2 separate regions of the Homo sapiens genome follow, and region 1 is linked to region 2. A link is an interaction called in ENCODE POLR2A ChIA-PET data of the cell type or tissue named here. Cell type or tissue: OCI-LY7. All regions are shown on one strand. Each heading gives the region's core, and the rest is flanking DNA. Links, peaks and the distances in the headings are about the cores only.

Region 1 (10,745 bases), core at 3,565-7,564, 84 kb after region 2:
TGCTTCCAAGAAGTTGTCTGTCTCCCCATCTTGGAGAAGCCAAGGCAGCCTGCTAAGCAAATCTCCTTTTAGCATCTTCAGATTGACAGATTAATGGTACTATGATACTTCCCTAAGTTTGATTTCAATTTTACTAATAATACGTGGTTTTTTTTTTTTTTTTTTTGAGATGGAGCTTCGCTCTTTTTGCCCAGGCTGGAGTGCAGTGGCACAATCTCAGCTCACTGCAACCTCCGCCTCCCAGGTTCAAGCAATTCTCCTGCCTCAGCCTCCCAAGTAGCTGGGATTACAGGTGCCCGCCACCACACCAGGCTAATTTTTTGTATTTTTAGTAGAGACGGGGTTTCACCATGTTGGTCAGGATGGTCTCGATCTCTTGACCTCGTGATCCACCCGCCTCAGCCTCCCAAAGTGCTGGGATTACAGGCGTGAGTCACCGCACCCAGCCTAATACTTGTTATCTTTTAAACAGAGTCAGAACAGGCCAGGCACAGTGGCTCACACCTGCAATCCCAGCACTTCAGGAGGCCGAGGCAGGTGGATCACCTGAGGTGAGGAGTTCGAGACCAGCCTGGCCAACATGGTGAAATCCCATCTCTACTAAAAATACAAAAATTAGCTGGGTGTGGGGGCACACGCCTGCAATCCCAGCTACTCGGGGGGCTGAGGGGAGAGAATCACTTGAACCTGGGAGGCAGAGGTTGCAGTGAGCTAAGATCGCGCCACTGCACTCCAGCTTGGGTGATAGAGTGAGACTCCGTCTCAAAAAAACCCCAAAACCAGTCGGGACAGGTAAACTAAAGCAAATTGGTGACACCTGCACTCCTACAGGAAGAGACCATTCACCTGGATTACTTTATACCATGACACTCTCCCCACCTTTACTATGTAAAACAGCTTAATCTCTGAACTAACAGGGCAGGGGGATCCTGCAACACACTGAATCCAGATGTGATTGGATGGCCTAAGTAACCCTTCTCAGGAAAAGAAGTTGCTTCTCAGCCATGCTGTGGACAGAGGGGCCCTGCAGAAGGAGCGGCTTCTCTGATGGGCAGAGAACCCACAGAGGCAGGGACAACTGGCATGCAAAATTAAGAGACAGAAGGAACACAAACCCTATGCCAGGAATAAAAACGAAATAAAACTCAGTACTCAAAGCACCCAAACTCTGGAGGAAACTCGAGTCTCAACCTCCCCATTTCCCCTGATTCCATCCTGCAAAACTGTTCCCTCCTTTCCACTTAGTCCCATCCCTCTCTTCATGCCCCAGTCACAATCTGGATATACTGGGTTTGGAAGGATGGGAAAAATGCTAAGATAATCCTACTGTGGAAAATATATCAACACCCCCAAAGCAGGAACCAGCTTTGGTGTTGTACAGTCATCTTCCCAAACCTAGCTAATCACAACTACCTGTGGGATCAGTAAGATTCCTAGGACCTACTAGAGAAGGGGTCCCTGATCCCTGGGCAGCAGAACGGTCGTGGTCCGTGGTCTGTTAGGAACCAGCCTGCACAGCGGGTGAGAGGCGGGCTGATGAGTGAGCATTACCATCCGAGCTCCACCTCCTGTCACATCAGCAGCAGCATTAGATTCTCATAGGGTTGGAAACCCTATCGTGAGCTCTGCATGCAAGGGACCTCGGTTGCGCACTCACTGATCATGCCCGATGATCTGTCACTGTCTCCCATCACCCCCAGATGGGACCATCTAGTTGCAGGAAAACAAGCTCAGGCCTCCCATTGATTCTACATGATGGTGAATTGTGTAATTATTTCATTATATATTACAATGTAATAATAGAAATAAAGTGCACAATAAATATACTTGAATCACCCCAAAACCATACCCCCTGCTCATCTGTGGAAAAACTGTCTTTGGTGAAACCAGTCCCTGGTGCCAAAAAGGTTGGGTTCTGCTGTACTAGGGAACTTCAGAATCACTCTCTGGGCCTGGGAATCTGTACTTAAAAATGCTCCTTGGTAGATTCTGATCAGAGATTTGTGAAGCACTGACAGAGAACAGGATGAAGCCCTAACTCCTATGTGGTAATGTTTCCACAATGCTGATGTGCTACAGGAAGTAAGTTCCCTTTATTATTAATATTCCCAAGCGGACAATTTCCTAAGTAGTAAATTTTTTTTTTCAAGTTGGCAGGAAATAATTTCCCACTTACTGTCTTTCCATGTGGAGGGACTTTAGCCAGTGTTTCTCAGAGTAGAGGAGCACTACTGCACTTTGGGTTGGACAACTGATTGTGTGGCACAGCACAGGACATTTACCATCCGGGCCCTTACTTTTAAATACCAGTGGTGATCCCCAGTGATTGTGACAACCAAAACACATCCCCTCACATTCCTCAGTACTCACGCACCACTTAATGATGTTTTGGTCAACGATGGACTGGGTATACAATGGTGGTCCCAAAGATTATGATACCGTATTTTTACTATACTTTTTCTGTTTAGATATGTTTTAAATACAGAAATACCACTGTGTTATGACTGCCTACAGTATTCAGTACAGTAACATGCTGTACAGGTTTGTAGCGAGGAGCAACAGGCTACACCATATAGCTTAGGTGTGGAGTAGGCCATACCATCTTCATTTGTGTAGTACACTCTCTGATGTTCACACAATGATGACATTGCTTAACACATTTCTCAGAATGTGTCATGGCCGGGCCTGGTGGCTCATGTCTGTAATCTAGCACTTTGGGAGGCCAAGATGGGAGGATCATTTGAGCCCAGGAGTTAGAGACCAGCCTGGGCAACGAAGTGAGACCTCATTGCTATTTAAAAATAAGAACATGTCGCTATTATTAAGCAACAGATGACTGTGTTCCTAGGATGTCAGGTAACCCCACCGAGAGCCACTGTGCTGCACTGCTGTTCCCGACCTCTTGCCCTACCATCACATGAAGCCCAGCTTTTGGAGCGAACTGTTTTAATAGACAGATTCTGCATCTTCTTCATGCGTCTGCCCACAGGGAGTGTGTTCTGGCTGCTGTTTCCAGCCTGGCCTGTGCCTGGGTGGCTCAATCTCCTCATGTCACGGATCTGATCTCAGAAGTATTTTATTTACACACAGGAGGGGAAGGAAGGGGCTTTTAGCTTTCCCTAAACATCTGCAACAATAACTCAATCTTAGAAATAAAGTAACTGATTTATAGTTATTACAGGGAATACAAACATTATAATTCCGCTCTTCCATTTAAAAGATTCCTTTCATTATGTTCCTACTGAAACAGAATGTTACTATTTAAAGAGAAAGAACTTTGACGAGCATTTTTTATTGAACAGTTTTATTCTGTTTTAGAATAAAAACTTTGCTTTAATATTGTAAGGGGTACTGCAGGTATGCCATGCTGCCAGTTATTGCTGGGGCACAAAACGCCCCAGTCAGTGATTCGGAGGGCTGGGAAAACGCATAAACTCATAATTTCAGAGCAAGTAGAACTAGTATTTACAGTTTTCTTTCTTGAAATTGGCCCGGGACATCTCCAACAGTCTACACATGTATTGCCATGGTACTTGCTCTGATGCTCTGAATGCCTCGGAACTGTGTTCAATATCATGATTTGTGGGTCCTCTAAAAGGTTTTGTTGTTAACATGCAAGCAAACAGCACTGAACAATATTGTCTAAACTATGGCTGCCAAGTACTGGATCTTCATAATGAAACCAAATTACAAAACACTGCCTTGTAGAGCTATACAAAAGATATAAAATGAAAATAAAAAATGTCAACCAGCCTTAAATATTCCAATTCTCCTACAGTGCAGTTTCTATATCTTTATCACTACTGAATGTTTTAAGGAGAAAGTTAAGAAAACAATCAAAATATTAGATAAAAATATTTAAATCTTTGGATCCTTTTATTCCATGGCCTTCATAAAAACACAAAAGTGGCCAGATTTTTCCCACTAGAGCTTAAAATATCAAAAAGATTCACTAGTAATTTATAATTAGCAATGAACTCTATACTGAGTCATCTGTGGGTCATCATAGGCCCAAGGACCAGTGTTGCCGTGTGTTACAGGCTACCAAAATAATTTCTAGCACTCTGAATCCTCTTGAAATATGATGGAATGAGTCAAGGTATCATGACTAAATTCCAGGCATAATAGGAAAAACAGGTTCATTGATGCCTAGTTTTAAAGTCCTACAAAAGGGGGGAAGATTACTTATTTGAAAATACAGCTAAGTACATTCTCATCTGTGATTATTTACATTTGTATACTGAAAATATCGATTATCTGGACAGATCCTGTGATATGCCATTTGCTACAAAATGAAGTTCTTACAATGAGCATGAATAATTAATCCTTTTTAGATAATGAAATAATGTATCAAATCTTCATTTATGTTCCAAACATTAAAAAACAAAATCAAAAATGTTAAGCCTGGAAAACTAAGAAAAAAAGACCCACCCATAAGGCTGCTGCTCAGCACATCAACTTCTGCAAGGACACAGTATGTTTGCTGACTTTAAAATGTTTATTCTTTAAAAAATTAGTTGCTTTTTATACAGCTATACAAAGTTCTTAATGTTTCTTTGGCAATGGAATATAATGGAATTTTACAACTATATAAAAAAGTTACCTTTGCCTAAGAAACAGTATTTACTGTGTGTACATAGTTGACTGACAAAATTCTCTACCATCCAGCACCCTAATTAATTGACGAAATAAGCTACCTCATATTACAGGATTCCCCAAAAGAAAGGAGGAAAAAGACACACACATACACACACACACACACACACACACACACACACACACACAACCTTCTGTGGCTCAAAACACAGTATCACGGCCCTATCTGCAGGCAACTTGCAATTGCCAAATACAATTTAGTGATAAAAAAAAAAAACCTTTCAGTGATGAAAAAATACTTGTTAAGTCCCACTGAAGTACTGCTTTAGTTTAACTATACATAAGAAATTACTTAACCTTCTGCTATTCCAAATATATTTAATGCTCATGTTTTAAGATGAGCCTTCCACCCCCAAAAGTAACTGCATTTTATCTTTGAAATTAAGCGGAAAAACAAACAAAAAACAAAAACCCAGTGCTGGTGACAAATGTACAGCGAATTCACTTCTTCATTCTTTGCAAAGACTGAAATCAATGTTCAGGACCATGAAGAGCTAGAAATTCACCTATTTTCAGAGACTTGTTTGTAGACTATGCAGCAACTTTGTTGTCTTTCTAAAAAAGAAAAAAAAATTTAGCTCATGTTCCAAATTATTGGTGTATTATTTTCTTTTTACTTTGCTCAAGTTTATTTTAAATTATCTTTAAATATACTCCCCCACTTTTACTTTCATAGAAAAACCTGTCTCACTCATTTCCACGAAACTCCTTCTATAACTTCCATACTCAGTAGTACCTCATTGTTGACTGCATCTTCCAGTCAGTAGAGGTTAATGCAGTGGTGAACCCCACCCCAAAATACAGGCATACTTCCTCATCTTTGGTTGTTCTCCCTAATAATTTTTTAAAAGCAGTGATAGGACTTAAACCCTCAACTCAATAGTCAAACTCATCAAATACAACTGTCAACATACTTTGAAACAAGTTTCATAAAATCCCCAAGTCTTTGATGTCTTTACTAAGCAATAAAATACCCAGTCAGTATAACATTTCTCTCCAAAATTTCATGCCAGGAGGAAGCAATGGTTTAAAAATCAATTTTACAAGGATAACTCTTAAATCTGAAATAAGCTCTGAAAAGTAGAAAGCTGACTGGGGAATTTTTAAAAAGTAACCAGTGAGGAAGCAATAAAAATCTCAAGATTTCCAGAGAGACTGACCCTAAACTAAAGGCCTGTACAAAGGGCTGGAGCCAAGGGCTTTTATTTTCCTCTAGACCAGCTGCTACCATATACCTGGTTTTTACTGCTGATTCTCACCCCAACTGTTAGAAACAGACATTTCCTAGGTGAGACTTAACTTCATCTGTGTATACAACACCAAAACATTTGCACCCCGTTATTAAACTGAAATACATATGGTATGGCATAAGTTGACAGCAATGAGCTACAAGATGAACCTGCTGTCCCCCACAAAGCCAACCTTCACACCTCCCAAAGTATTTGTTTTTTTTACCTTTCAGAAAGCAGTACGATCAATCCAGACCTTTTAGGGTCCAAAAGCTGTGGTTTTCTGAAAGGTAAAAAAAAAAAAAAAAAAAAAAAGAGAAAGAGATGGGGACAGGAGAGGGAGAAAGGAGAAAATGAAAGGGGGAGAGGAGAGAGAGCATTATGCTGAGTCATTCAGACACCTTGTTGTCTTTGAACCCCATCTGAGGAAACACAGATGTGATTTTTATCACCCACCATGGTGGCTTAACCTCCCTGACAGCAGCATATAAAACAGGAGCTGGTTACATTATTATTGCTAGTCCTGATTTCCATTCTCACCTCAAAAAAGAATGGGCGGTGGGAGGGGGAAAACACCATACAACCAAACTTACCATAAGGTTATATTTCTTTCTTTTCTTTTTTTTTTTTGAGACAGGCCTCGCTCTGTCACCCAGGCTGGAGTGCAGTGGTGCGATCATGGCTCACTGCAGCCTTGACCTCCCAGGTTCAACTGATCCTCCTGCCTTAGCCTCCTGAGTAGCTGGGACTACAGGCATGTGCCACCACTCCAGCTAATTTTTAAACTTTTTTATAGAGATAGGGACTCCTTATGTTGCCCATGCTGTCCTTGAATTCCTGGGCTTAAGCAATCCTGCCCTGGCCTCCCAAAATGCTGGTATTACATGTGTACACCATTGCACTGGCCTATATTTACAATATTACCCTTAAGGAAAATCAGGCCACAAGTCAAGAGAGTGAGTTTTGGATTTGTTAGCTTGTACCTCAATCATGACAATTAACTTCTTGGGGTCCTTAGTTTCCTTATCATCTAATGTGAGTGTGGTAGCGTAGAGATTCTAGTTTGGCTGATTCTTTTAAGGATTCTAAAACTTTATGATTTTATCTTTACCCATGTTTTCATTAAACAACCAAGCTCATTTATGCTTACCCCCAAACCACAATGACTCATGCTAATATAGCACAAAAAATAAAGCCAACTCATTTCATGAAGGCTGCAGAAATGTCATCCATGTCCATCTCTGGGAGGAAGTGTTAGATGTTTCAGATACAAGTTTAATCTTCAGTGGTAAATCTCCTTTATGTGACAGTGATCACTCACCATTTTCTACCTTTAAAGGTGCCAGGTGAAATGATTTTATGATTTAGGAGGTGTAGGGCTGCTGGGTTCGGGGCTCTAGTGGCAGATGAAAGGATTATTCAACTCTGGAATGAACAATCAAAGGCTAGCTACATTGACAGACCTTTGGTCTCACTGAAGGCTGGAGTGGCAAATTCCTAATCAACATGACAAGCAATTACTTCAAGCCCACTATGGCTCCATGTTGAGCTGAGTGTTGTCATGGAAAGAAAAGTAGAATACATATTCACTAAAGCCAAGAGGTTCTCATCTAGCTGGTGATGCAGAACAAAACTAAATACAAAAAATAGGGAATGTCAGTGTATTTAAAATGTGTGCCAAAGAAAGCAGATAGCCACAGGTCAGAAGAGGAGGAAATCAGTGTAGGAAGGAAGAGAAGACAGAGCAAAACTTGGGCAAGGCTGTAAAGGATAAGTGAAAGGGGGGACCTGACTTTTAGCTATGTCTGTCTCCCACCAAAATGTAAACATCAAAAGGGCTGGGCCTACATCGGTCAGCACCAATGCTCAACATAGTGCCTGGCATATCTGAAGAATTCTGTATATTTGGTAAATGAATGGGGATGGAGTTGGAATCAAGCACAATGTGTATGTGAGATAACCATGAGGCAGCTTGCTTGAATCAGATAGGTTAAAGGGTAATGAGGAATGAGGCCAAATATATCAAGTGGGATCCTCACACAATTAAGAAGAGCAGGGACTACAATGTCACAACTGAGCCTCCTAAACACTGGGCCATGCCTGAGGGTTCGCTGAGTCCATCACTCCTGGCAACACCTAAGCAGAGGCTGGACTATCTGTCAAGGATACAGGAGCGTAGACAAAGATGCATGGAGGTAACTATGACAATGCATTTTCAATTCTGCAATATATGTGATACGAGTTTTACAAAAGGCTCAAAATGATAAACAGTGTGACATGGTGTCAAAAAAATGTTTGTATTAGTAACCACATGGAGCACACACAGTTACTGCATGGAAGGTTTGTTTTTTCCTTTTTTTGAGACGGAGTCTTGCTCTGTCGCCCAGGCTGGAGTACAGTGGCGTGATCTCGGCTCACTGCAACCTCTGCCTCCCAGGTTCAATGATTCTCCTGCCTCAGCCTCCCGAGTAGCTGGGATTACAGGTGTGTGCCACCACGCCCGGCTAATTTTTTTTATGTTTTTGGTAGAGACGGGGTTTCACCATGTTAGCCAGGCTGGTCTCGAACTCCTGACCTCAGGTGATCCGCCCACCTCAGCCTCCCAAAGTGCTGGGATTATAGGTGTGAGCCACCACGCCCAGCTGAGATTGTAACAGTTAGAACATCCCTGGGGTGGGATGGATGCCCTTGGGAAGAGTAAGCTCCCAGCCCCTATAAGAGATACTGCAGAAGAGGTTTATGTTTTAACCAGGTCAGACCTCTCAGATGTTTTCCAACTCTGAAAGTTTAATGATCTTTAAAAGGTGTTATTTCAGAATAAATGGTGCAACTCTTTATTCACAAATGTCAAAACCAAGGGTCTGAAAGGTCATACTAGTAACTACTGCTATTATTCTCATCTGGATCCAAGTCTAATTTAAATGTACTTTTTCTCAGACCAAGCTGACTCAATGTGGTCTTCAACAAGGAGTTGTCACAGGTTGTTCAAAATGTAGCTGATCTGCCTTAAAGTGGGGTAAAGAGAGACGAAGGTCTGAAGCCCAACTGGTGGGTTACCATGGTAGTTGACAGGGACATCTCAAAGGAATAAATGGCAACAGGCCACAATCATGGATACCTCTAGTGCCTGGGCAGTATACCATGAGCCAACATGGAACACTGGGAGGAGGCAGAGCTGAGATGACAGGAGAGAAGGAAGATGATGAGATCAGTCTGAGGAAGGTTAAGCTGACAGCAAACAGTGCAGATAGAGATGCGGTGCAGAAACACATAGGGTCCAGGACAGGCTTACAAAAGGGAGGATGGAACAAGCACCATGGCACACCTATAAACCCAGCACTTTGGGAAGCTGAGGTGAGAGGATCGCTTAAGCCCAGGAGTTCAAGACCAGCCTGGACAACATAGTGAGAGTGGGACCCAGTGTCTACAAAAAAAATTAAAAATTAGCTGGGCATGGTGGTGCATGCCTGTAGTCCCAGCTACATAGGAGGCTGAGGTGGGAGGACTGCCTGAGCCTGGGAGGTTGAGGCTGCAGTGACTTATGATCATGCCATTGCACTCCAGTCTGGGTGACACAGCAAGACCCTGACACCCTCCACCCCCCAAAAAAAAGAATGAAGAGTATTAAAAAATTAGGAAGAGTATAAATTGAAAACCTAGAAGAGTATTTTAAAGACTAGGAAGAAAGACCCCAAATTGGGTGGTTGGTCAGTGTCAAATATTGCAGAGGAGTTAATGGCAAATAAAATATTTGTGAAAATACTACTGCTGAATTCTGTAAGCAAGGTGTCACTGGCAAACTTAAGGGCAGTAACAGTGATAAGCGAGGGCTATTCTGGAGTTCCTAAGACAGATTCTCCTAGCTGGGAAGGTGATTTTGCAAGTCAGAAGTCCCGCAACTACATAAGGCCACCAACGGCTGGATGGCATAAGCTGGTGACTTGAGTATAATTTTTGGCAGTCTTGGCTGTGATGGCACAATATCAAAAGCATTAAAATTAATAGAGCAGGTCCAAAAGCCACTAATACTGATCTCTTTCCAGAGAGATCTCAACAATGGCCAGTTTTAAGTACTGGGCAATGGAACTCCTGCTAACAGGTCTTTCTGTTTCCAGCTGCCTGTTGCTATTACAAGTGGAACTCTTTACAAGATTTTGGTCCTTTCTGTTATAGCCCTTCCTCTCCACTACTTCTAAAATCAATAAACTAAGATAGTTTACTGTTAACTGAGATAGTTACTATGCTGACTTAATTTACAGACACCTGTCAAAAGCTACATTATACACATAAGGCTACTATACAGAGTTACAGAATTCTCTAGCAGTAGCTCCTGAAGGCCAATATATCGAAACATTTTCAATTTCATGGTGAAAGGAGAAAACCAGGGAAAATGTAGTGAATTTTCAACAAAACCAAATTAAGAGTACTGACTCAGGAAACAACTTGCTGGGCTCAACACCCAGCACCATCACTTACTAGCTATGTGACCTTTCGCAAGTTACTTAATATCTCTATACCCATTTCCTCACTTGTAAAATGGGGATAATAATAGAACCTACCTCACAGAGTTGATGTGCAGTTTAAATAAGTTAATATGTAAAAAAATATTTAAAACAATGTCTTGTTACTTGGTAAATACTATATAAATGTTAACTGCTATTAAATGTTAAAGCTTGCCCTTCCATTCTGGGAGTATGTGCTTCCTAGATAGACTCTTTGGGTGTTAAAAGTATATTCTGTTAACATGAAATAAAGGTGATACTATACTGTCTTTTTTTGTATAATGTCTTTATATATACATCTGAATCACGTATATCCTCTACTGAAAAGTCAAAATGGAAGTTATTCTAATGTCCTCAA
Region 2 (10,745 bases), core at 3,572-7,571:
AGTTTACAGAGATAAAGAAACTTGCTCAATGTCAAGCAGGTAATAAGTAGGGATCTGACACCAGGTCTGTTTGACTCCGAAAACTGTGTTGCTAACCACCAGGCTACTCTTTCTACCTATGACAAGATCCAGAATGAAGCCACAATAGTGGATAAATACTAATCAGAGAAGGAGCTATGGATTACAGACAGCTATCGGGGTCTACTGAATGAGAGCCTGTTTTCTAGCAACCCTTGATGGTGGAGGAGAAGGGTGCATCTTTACCTTCCTATTCCCTTGCACACACACAACATCTGCTGCTAAGGATGTTGTATTCATGTACATAACCAGAATACCTTTTCTTTTTGATGATATTTATATTTTATTCAGATTGTAAAACAGATTTTAATTTAAGGCCTTCCCATTTGGAGCACCAAAAAACTACCCTTTTTTTTTTTTTTTTTTTTTTGAGACAGAGTCTTGCTCTGTTGCCCAGGCTGGAGTGCAGTGGCACAATCTTGGCTCACTGCAAGCTTTGCCTCGCGGGTTCATGCCATTCTCCTGCCTCAGCCTCCCAAGTAGCTGGGACTACAGGCACCCACCACCACGCCAGGCTAATTTTTTGTATTTTTAGTAGAGACAGGGTTTCACCGTGTTAGCCAGGATGGTCTTGATCTCCTGATCTCATGATCCACCCGCCTTGGCCTCCCAAAGTGCTGGGATTACAGGCGTGAGCCACTGCGCCCAGCCAAGACCACCCTTTCTATACCACTGTAGTTGTTGCAGATCAACCTACATGTCAACTCTGCTTTCCTGGAATATTTCAAAGTTTAGTTGCAGTTATTCCTCTTCTAGGCTCAGGCCTGACTCAGCCTATAATACCTGCATGTGGTTGGAACTATGGAGTGCCCAAGTCCACCCCATTTCCCAAAACATGGTGTGATTTTCACATCAATACAAATAATTTATCACTAAGTTCATTGTTCTGCTCAACTTCATGAACTCAAGTTCATCTTTTTCATATCCCTTTAGAATGAGGAACAAGTAAAACTCTCATACAACCATTTATTTCCGATCACTTTAAAAGTCCAGTGTAAGTAGGTACAAGATGGGTGCTTGTATTAGAAATTCCAAAGCATTCAATCATTTCTTTCTCTTCAATACTCATTTATACCTTAAATGTTACATTAGGTTCCTAGTGTCCTCAACCTTGTTCTTAATGAGGTATCTTTTGTTCTGATGATCATTCGAGTCATTACATAATGAGCTACACACCAGAATGTGACACAAAGACCTAAATGCATCCCCAGAGACACAGAGAATGCAGCAGACCATGCCTGGGCTATAGAAAGTACTTACAAAGATTATGCTACAGTAGAAAAATGTAAGAAACAGGCTTACTGAAACTAATATGTAAAAAACTAACTAAAGAACAACAAAGTCTCCTTGCAGTCAGCAATAACCTACAGGATACAAAAGGTGCCATGCTATGTTTAGAACAAACGAGGGAGAAAGCAAGCTCAGGCCCAAGGGTGGCAGAACCAACACCAAATGCTAATAATTCAGACAAGAGTACATTCTGCCCCCAGACACGCTGCTTCACTGCTGGTGAAAATAACAGCACAGGCAGTTTCTGAGCTCATATTTCATGGGCAAAGCACTGTGGTGCACAAAACTTTTTGTATCAGTAATACTCACCATCAATAAATCAGGGGGGAAAAGATTAGCTATACAAACATACAAATAGTTCTAAATATTCCTAAATAGGTATAACCATTGATTGTACGATTACTAAACAGCCCATATTTGTACCTATAGATTTTTTTTTGCAAAAAGTAGATTGTGTGTTTATAGTTTGCTTTCCAAAATATATTAAAAATCTGTTACCATATCAATACACACAGGAAGTTTTACATTTCTATATTTATATTTATAGCAGCTACACTGCTATAAACCTTAGCATACCTAATAATAATAATTACAAAATATCATCCAGGGAAAAAATGAAAGGCCACTCAAGATAACTGAGTCCACGTTAATTACTCTTGAGTAATTTTTCCCATTCAAAATGCAAGTTTTGGCCGGGCACGGTGGCTCATGCCTGTAATCCCAGCACTTTGGGAGGTTGAGGCGGGTGGATCACTTGAGGTCAGGAGTTCAAGACCAGCCTAGTCAACATGGTGAAACCCTGTCTCTACAAAAAATACAAAAATCAGCCGGGCGTGGTGGTGCATGCCTGTGATTCCAACTACTCGGGAGGCTGAGGCAGGAGAATTGCTTGAACCTGGGAGGCAGAGGTTGCAGTGAGCCAAGATCACATCACTGCACTCCAGCCTGGGAGAAAGAGCGAGACTCCGTTTCAAAAAATAAATAAAAACAAAATGCAAGTTTTCTCCATAAACAAGTTTACATTGTGGGCAGAGATAAAAACATATTTAAGTTATCCTGATATATGGCCTCAAGAGCCCATCAGAGGTCAGAAAATTCTTTTTGTTCACATGAGTGTACTTTTTGTTAAAATTTGTCACTTCCATCAAGAATACTATTGATAAACTGATTACAAAGACAAACAGGGAACTGGCAAATGGAAATCAGTCTCCATGAACATTATCCTCATCATGACACATCACTTGGGTGAGGCCGCTCTGTCGCACTAGATGCCTCCCATGTTGCCGCACTGAGACAGGGATCCCAATATCCCCATCTGACAGGGACACTCCCAGCCGGCTGTATCTGCACAGTGTTCCAAGTGGTGTAACCATGGCAAATCTTGGAATGGGGTGGAGAGGAGGCCTCACCTCCCCTCAGCAGCATCACCCTTGCTTCATTTCCTTCCTAGCTCTCCAGCTGTTCCAGTTTCAGACTCCTGGGCGGCTTCCTATTCATCTTCTGACTGTAAATGTGGGAGTGCCCCAGGGTTTACTCATTCTCCAGCTACGCTCTTCCTTGATGACCTCCTTCAGTTCTCTAGCTTTACATCTGTCTACTGACTGAGGGTCTCCAAGTTCTGGACCTCAACCCTCAACTCCAGATTTGTGTATGCAACTATCCTGTAGAAATCACCCATGGGATATCTAATAGGCATCACAGACCTATTATCTGAACTTACTCTTCCCCACTACTCCCCATCTCAGTAAATAGCACTACCAGGGAGTGAGTGACCCAGGTGCGCATGTCATAAACCATGCAAAATACAACTGCTAAAATATTTATCAGCCTTTATTTATTTATTATTTTTATTTTTATTTTTCTGAGACGGAGTTTCACTTTTGTTGCTCAGGCTGGAGTGCAATGGCACGATCTTGGCTCACTGCAACCTCAGCCTCCCAGGTTCAAGCGATTCTCCTGCCTCAGCCTCCTGAGTAACTGGGACTACAGGCATTCACCATCATGCCCAGCTAATTTTTGTATTTTTACTACAGATGGGGTTTCACCATGTTGGCCAGGCTGGTCTCAAACTCGTGACCTCAGGTGATCCACCCACCTCAGCCTCCCAAAGTGCTGGGATTACAGGCATGAGCCACCGCGCCCGGCCACAGCCTTTAAAAAGAAGGAAATTCTGATGCGAGCTACAACATGAATGAGCCTTAAAGACATTATGCTAAGTGAAACACACTTGTCACAAAAGGACAAATATTCTATGATTCCATTTATACGAGGTTCCTAGAGTAGTCAAATTTATAGAGGTAGAAAGAATGTTCGTTGCCAGGAGCTGGGAGGAGAGGGCAACCAGGAGTTATTGTTGAGCAGGTACAGAGTTTCAGTTTGGGAAGATAAGAAAGTTCTAGAGATGGATGATGGTGATGCTTGCACAACAATGTAAGTGTACTTAATACTACTGAACACTTAACAATGGTTAAAATGGCAAAATTTATGTTACATATATTTTACCACAGTAAAAATACACATAACTACTTCTAGTCACGTCTGCTACCCTTCTATTCCAAACTACTATCATCCCTCATTTAGACTGCTCTAATAGCCCCTTAACTAGTCTTCCTGCTTCCACTTAATTAGAATCAGGTTTATCTACATATAACAAAACAAAAACAAAAACAGAAACAGGCCAGGCATGGTGGCTCACACCTGTAATCCCAGCACTTTAGGAGGCCCAGACAGGAGGATCGCTTAAGCCCAGGAGTTTGAGACCAGCCTGGGCAACACAGTGAGACTCCATCTCTACAGTAAAAATAAAAATAATAATAATAATTTTTAATTAAAAAAAAATCAAACCCAAAACCAATACAGTGGCTTAAATAAGAACTATGTTGCCGGGTGTGGTGGCTCATGCCTGTAATCCCAGCACTTTGGGAGGCCAGGGCAGGGGGATCACCTGAGGTCAGGAGTTTGAGACCAGCCTGACCAACATGGTGAAACCCCATCTCTACTAAAAATGCAAAAATTAGCTGGGTGTGGTGGCACACGCCTGTAATCCCACCTACTTGGGAGGCTGAGGCAGGAGAGTCGCCTAAACCCAGGAGGCAGAGGTTGCAGTGAGCCGAGATCGCACCACTGTACTCCAGCCTGGACAACAAGAGCGAAACTACATCTCAGAGGGGGGAAAAGAAAAAAAAATTATGTTTATTTTTTTCTAAGGTAAAACAAATCCAGAGCAGATGGACCAGGGTTGGAATGGAGACGCCAGGGCATCACAAGGAGCCCACTTCCTAGCTTTCTGCTCGGCACACTCATGCGAGGCTCCTATTTCTAGGTGACTTCACGATTATAAATGGTTAAATGGCCATCAGTCATTCTGCACGCACTGGAGACGGTAGAAAATTGGAGGAGGAGGGAGCACCAATTTCCCCTTAAGGAGATATCCCACTAATCTCATGCAGTACTTCTAGTTACACCGTCATGAACCAGATCTTATTCAAGTGACCACTCCCAGCTTTAAGGAACTAAGAGGTGTAGTCCTTATTCCAGGTACAGTATGGAAAACAAAATGAGAGTTTGTTACTAAGAAAAAATGGCAGCTTGGGCAATGTAATGGAACCCCAACTCTACAAAAAAATACAGTTTAGCTGGGTGTGGTGGCATGCACCTGTAGACCCAGATAGTTGGGAAGCTGAGACAGGAGGATTGCTTGAGCCCAGGAGTTCAGGCTGCAGTGAACTGTGATTGTTCCACTGCACTCCACCCTGGGCAACAAAGTGAAACCCTGTCTTGCGGGGGGGCGGGGGCAGAAAGAAGGTAAAGAAAGAAAGAAGAAAGGAAAAAAGAAAAAAGAGATTGGATATTCAGAGGCAACTACCAGTATCTCCTCACTCTCCCCAGGGCCTACTGGGCTCTCTGCCCTGCCCCTGCTCAGATGCGCTCTCAGTTAGGTAGGAGGTTCTGGTATGAGGGCTGGCCCTGGCACAGTGAGCTGGGTGCGGGGAGAGGAGCAGTTGAAAGTTTTGCCGAATCAACAGACTTCAGGCTATTTTCCATCTGCATCACAGCACTCATCACACCTAGTGCCAGTCTATTTATTTATCTGGCCTACCAGTCCTGGAGTGCTTTTATTGTCCTTGTCATCTGTGCAATGCTTGCAGCTAGCTCATGTGTATTTATCGAGGAGGGTGGGTGGCTCAGCTGGGAGAAGAGGAAGGCAGGCCAGGTGGCTGGGCCTACTCAGGAGGGGCCCTAGTGCGAGCAAGGGTGCTCAGGGGTGCCTCTACATCACGCTATTTCTGATTTCCTGGCTCTGGACATTTCACCATTAGCAGAGGGGCAAGACAGCCTGTTCTCACAGGGGGATGGCCTCTGCCAACAAGCCCCTCTGCACTAGACTGCACTGGCCCGAGGCAGTGGGGAGGCAGCAGACACATAGGACACATAACCCATACATGGGCTGGCCTCAGAAGGACTTCAGGCAAATGCTGTTTTATGGGTGCTCAGGTTCCTGGTTTGTAAAGAGGAGGGAGGCTGCCAGAACAGGCCATTATCCAATCCTGTGAGATCTCCTAAGCTGACTAGAACCAAAAAATTAATTCAGGAAAGCCAGTTCTATCTGAAATTATATTCCATGAACTCTCCTATTTGTTTCCTTCTAATCTGCCCACCAAACCTAATTTTTCTAGCACATCACGCAAGCCTTTTCAGCAACTCAAAATTTTAAATCCTACTCTCTAAAAAGACAGCAACATTGCCATTCAATCACTAGTCCCCAAAATTAGCAACATTTCATTCTTTCCTTGACTCCCACCTGCTGCTGGCCTCCCACTTTCAGAGACGGTCTTTTCTCTGTTCCCATTTTCTCCTTTGATTCACTTTTACTCTCTTCATTTTTTTTGAAGAACACCTGCTTTTCTCTTCATCCCTACACCTTGGGTTTTCTAACTACTCAATAATGCTCCCCTTTCTGTTAGAAGACCACTTCACATGCGAAAAGCCCTCCATGAAATGGAGTTATTTATTGGGTACTCTGATATATTACGTCTTTAATACATTCCTGAATTTCTCTCTCACTTTTTGCAAACTTGGAAAAGGTCCAAACGTACACAAAAGCAGAACATAACAAGCCCCCATGTACCCATCAAAACACTTCAATCCTATGGCCAGGCACAGTGGTTCAAGCCTATAATCCCCGTGTTGTGGGAGGCTGAGGTGGGAGGATCACTTGAGCCCAGGAGTTTGAGACCTGGGCTCACAGCCTGGGCAACACAGCAAGATCCTGTCTCTACAAAAAAATTAAAAGTTTCAATTCCATTAACATTTTGCCATGCTTTTACCATCTATCCTTCCCCATCTTTTTTCTTTTTTTGAAGTAAATCCCAATCAACCAAGACTCAGTATGTGTTCAAGCTTCCCAACTTATCTTTTAAAAATTATGTTTTACATTTGGTTTGAACCTCAACCCCAAAAAGGTAATTTTATTTGGTTGTTATATTGCTTAACTCTTTTAATCTAGAACAGTACATTCTGTGTAATTTCTTTTAATGCTACTGACTTGTTGAACAAATCAGGTCAACTTATTACAGGATATGCCACATTGTGAATTTGTCTGGTTGCCTTCTCGTGGTATTGCATAACTTGCGTCACTACACCCCACATTTCCTGTAGACTGGATTCATTTTAGAAGCTTGATTAGATTATTTCAGGGTTTGTTTTTTTTTTTAAAGAGGGAGAAGTAGAATATTATTAATATTAGATGTGTTGTGCGGTTCTTGCTGCAGCACATCAGGAGACGTGATGACCTGTCTCCATTTCCATGACACTAAGGCTGATCAATGAGATTTGGGTGCGGAAGGCCTGATTCTCCCAAATGCGGTTCCTCAGCAACCTTCCAACAAATGGTTTCATCCTCCACTGTTGGCCACTGGTTGAGTCACCGAATTGATCACAGTCTGCAAAGTGGAGATTTTTCTCTCATCCATTAGGGCTATTTGGTTACCATGAAAAACAGTTTCTACTGGAAAAGCAGGAAATTTGCTTATTTCCTTACTTTTCTCCTTTTAATTAGCATTTATCAGAATAATGAGTTGGTTGCACATGCTTGTCTTGACAAATCAAAGTCAAAGGGTCCAGTCCCTCCACAGTGACAGATGCCCAATGGCCTTGGTGGCTTCCACCCACGTAGAATGGGCTAGACAGATGGTAAATCATGTTTGTTGACCACAATGCAAATTTACAGAATCACCCAAATTCCAGCTGCTTAATTAAGTACAGCTTCCTCTACAGGCTAAAGTCTGAAGACAATTTAGGTAATAGCAGATTCACCTCAGCAAAAAAGTAAGCCAAAAACACTGACCTGAAATTAGCAAGTTTCAAAACTGGATTCATACAAGCTTTTTATGAGGTGAACTTCAGTTTCTGATTAGCAGCAGCAATATGAACTTTCATCTGGCACATACCATTAGGAAATATTTACTCCATAATCTGTTACAGAAGATCTACCAGTCAAAACAAGTAACACTTACTTTTACCTTTAGGGCAAAAAAAAAAAAAAAAAAAAAAGGAACAGGATGCACATTCAATTCCATTAAGGTTAATGCAAATCGTATTTTTGAAACCAGCTTCTAATATTTTCCATTATTGTTACTCTACAATATTTCTGGTATATATCTATCCAAAATAAATGTTAATATACCTGAATTAAGGTCCTTAATTAAGAGTCAGTCAGCACTCACAGATAAATTATTTCAAACATATTCACAGGTAATCACATAGTATACAAAAGAAATTTGTTGTTGTGTCAAACTGAAAGCCAAGATGCAACTGTGTAAAGATTTGAGAGCCAGGCCCAGTGATACATACTTGTAGTCTCAGCTACGCAGTCTCAGATACGCGGGAAGCTGAGGCTGGAGGACTGCTTGAGCCCAAGAGTTCGAGGCTAGCCTGGGCAATATGGCAAGGCCTAATCTCTAAAAAAAAAAAAAAATATATATATATATTTTTTTTTTATAGTATATATATTTTATAGTATATATATACTATATATGTATATATAGTATATATAAGTATATATGTATATATAGTATATATATAAGTATATATGTATATATAAGTATATATGTATATATAAGTATATATGTATATATAAGTATGTATATATAAGTATATATGTATATATAAGTATATATATGTATGTGTGTGCGTATGTGTATATATATACATACATATATAAAAAATACATATTTTATATATATGTCTGGCATATATATATATAATACGTATATATACATATAAGTCTGGCTGCTTATTCACAAGATGGTAAATACTTGAAAAGTCAATAAAAATGCTGGAATTTATAAAATACAGTCTCCTTAGAGACATACAACTCCTGGGAGCCCCATGGCTGCCCTGGGTTCCTGGACTGCCTACATAGAGGACCAACACCTCTCAACACTGAGGACCCAACGTAAAACCAGAGCCCTGGAGCTACCCAGTATGAAGAAGGCAAGGGGAGAAGTGGCATCGCTGCTCACTACAAAAGAATGGCAGGGCCCAGCCTGCTGCCCTCCCATCCCCTGCCCTTCAGAGGTGTACCTCACCTTGCCTCCTACCTGGCTACTCAGAACAGACACCAGAGTGGCCCCTCTTTACCCTTCTGACCTCACCCCTGCTTCTCTCCCTTCCATTCACTCTGTTTTAGCCACAGCAGGTTCTTTCCTGCTCTTCCAACACTCCAGGCTGGCTCCTGCCTCTGGGACTCTGTGCTCGGCGCTCCCTCCGCCTGGAATCCTCTTTTCTGGGCCAACAGGCTTGCTCTCTCATCCCTTTCAGGCCTTTACTCGAATGTCACCTTCTCAGTGGTACCTTTTCTAACTACCTTCTCTAAGATCGAAACTCCCTTCTAGCTACATGAAGGGAGAGATTTCTGTCATGTTCACTACTGCAATCGACATGCTGGAGTAGTATCAGGCAGAAACAAGGCATACAATAAATATCTGTGGAATGAATGCACAAATCACAAGTCACTTTGATTCTTTTATTTATGTACACTTCCACTGAAAAAGTAATTTTATTTAAGTGATAGATGTCACCTTCCAAACCCAGGTCTTCTGACTCTGTGCCCAGTAACTGACTTCCTAGGCTGATGTACCAGTGTCACAGGCACTAGTCAGCTAGTGAAACCCCATAGTCACAACTCACTTCTCTAACAGAGAGACTGTGAGGGTGAACCACTCGGGCTAAGGGGCAAAGTCACTGGTGAGTATAGACTGGACAGGACTCACATATGCCCTGCTGGTTCCAAGGCAGGGTGGCAGAGCACACAGTCAGCAACCACCATTCCTGGACAAAGGCATCAGTATCTGTCAATCAATAACCACAGCCCAAACTTGGCTGTAAGTCAGAAGCACCTGGGAACACTGCACACATGCACTGGCCACATGGCAAGGGGACAGGATCATCCTTTGTCCTAACTCTTAAATGGTCAAATATTTGAATACTCTCGAATCCAGAGCTTTTCTCACCCACAGTCCTGGACTGAGCTCCTGAGTAGAGGCCTTGCCTGGCAATGTTAGGCCACAGACCTCTTTCCCCAGGGATGAATGTCAAAGTGACTCTCAGGGCCTTGCTTATAAAAATCCTTAAAAAACCAAAAGGAAAAAATCCAAATGCCTAGCCATTTCATCTGAGTTGCTGAAAATTCTGAGAGAGACCCTTATTGGCCTATGGCTAAATCCCCTGGCAGTACATAAATTCCAGAAACAACAAATATTGCTCTGGGGAAAAAGTGAAACGTGAAGTCTGCGGGCCTATGCTTGGCAATCACATTTAGAAATTCACTTGTAAGTCAGCTGTTTGAAACTCAGAATAGACGCATAAATTGGAAAACCCACCAAATACTTAGTTTCCAGACTCGTCTGGGAAAGCCTGTTCAGCCCATTATGTACAAAAAAACATGGTAGTATTCCAACTATCTAATCAGCATTTCAATGTGGAAAGCCAAGTCAAAATTCCAAACTACAACAATAAGTATTTCCCGTTCTCAGCTTCAGTGGTCAATGCCAGTCCCAGGAAAGCAGAAGAAACAAAGCAGGTACTGCTGTGCCCCAGCGGCTTACCAAGCCCCTACTGCTCACAGCTGGTTATCTTCTCTAATTGTCCTGCCCTGGGCAACAGGCGCACTTGCCCTCCAGGGTTGGAAAGCAAAGGGCCCTGCAGGTCAAGCTCTGTTTCCTCCAATACCTGCAAGCATGTCCTGAAGAAGAGCTCAGTAATGCTCAGGTTAAAATAAAAGCCTTTGGCCTTATATTTCAAACCACTCTTGCCTGAAGTCCTGAATAAAGCTAAGAGCGCTATGTCATCATGGGGTGACAGCTGTCAGAGTCTAA

Evidence for each region. ChIA-PET counts read pairs that join two places held together with the same protein. Peaks named below come from ENCODE experiments on the same cell type or tissue, not always from the same donor. Only the 100,000 strongest peaks of a DNase experiment are listed, where the experiment ranks them.
Region 1: POLR2A ChIA-PET joins it to region 2 with 6 read pairs; 10 of 35 experiments call an interaction of 5 or more read pairs at or near these places.

Annotation. Positions count from the first base shown.
Region 1 is chr19:34,221,831-34,232,575 of GRCh38, reverse strand. LSM14A (LSM14A mRNA processing body assembly factor) reads right to left here. Exons shown (of 10, transcript NM_015578.4): 10 at 3,288-5,211. The coding sequence ends at 5,188. Among named protein-coding and RNA genes, the nearest start is that of GARRE1, 27 kb to the left of the region's middle. RefSeq lists an enhancer at 7,237-7,802. In OCI-LY7, for the core only: no CTCF peak of the experiment used is centred there; no DNase peak of the experiment used is centred there; H3K27ac peaks cover 1,182 bases.
Region 2 is chr19:34,305,414-34,316,158 of GRCh38, reverse strand. The region is part of intron 2 of GARRE1 (granule associated Rac and RHOG effector 1); the gene reads right to left. Among named protein-coding and RNA genes, the nearest start is that of GPI, 54 kb to the left of the region's middle. RefSeq lists an enhancer at 5,170-5,669. In OCI-LY7, for the core only: no CTCF peak of the experiment used is centred there; DNase peaks (open chromatin) are centred at 5,578, 6,218 and 6,988; H3K4me3 peaks cover 2,759 bases; H3K27ac peaks cover 3,633 bases.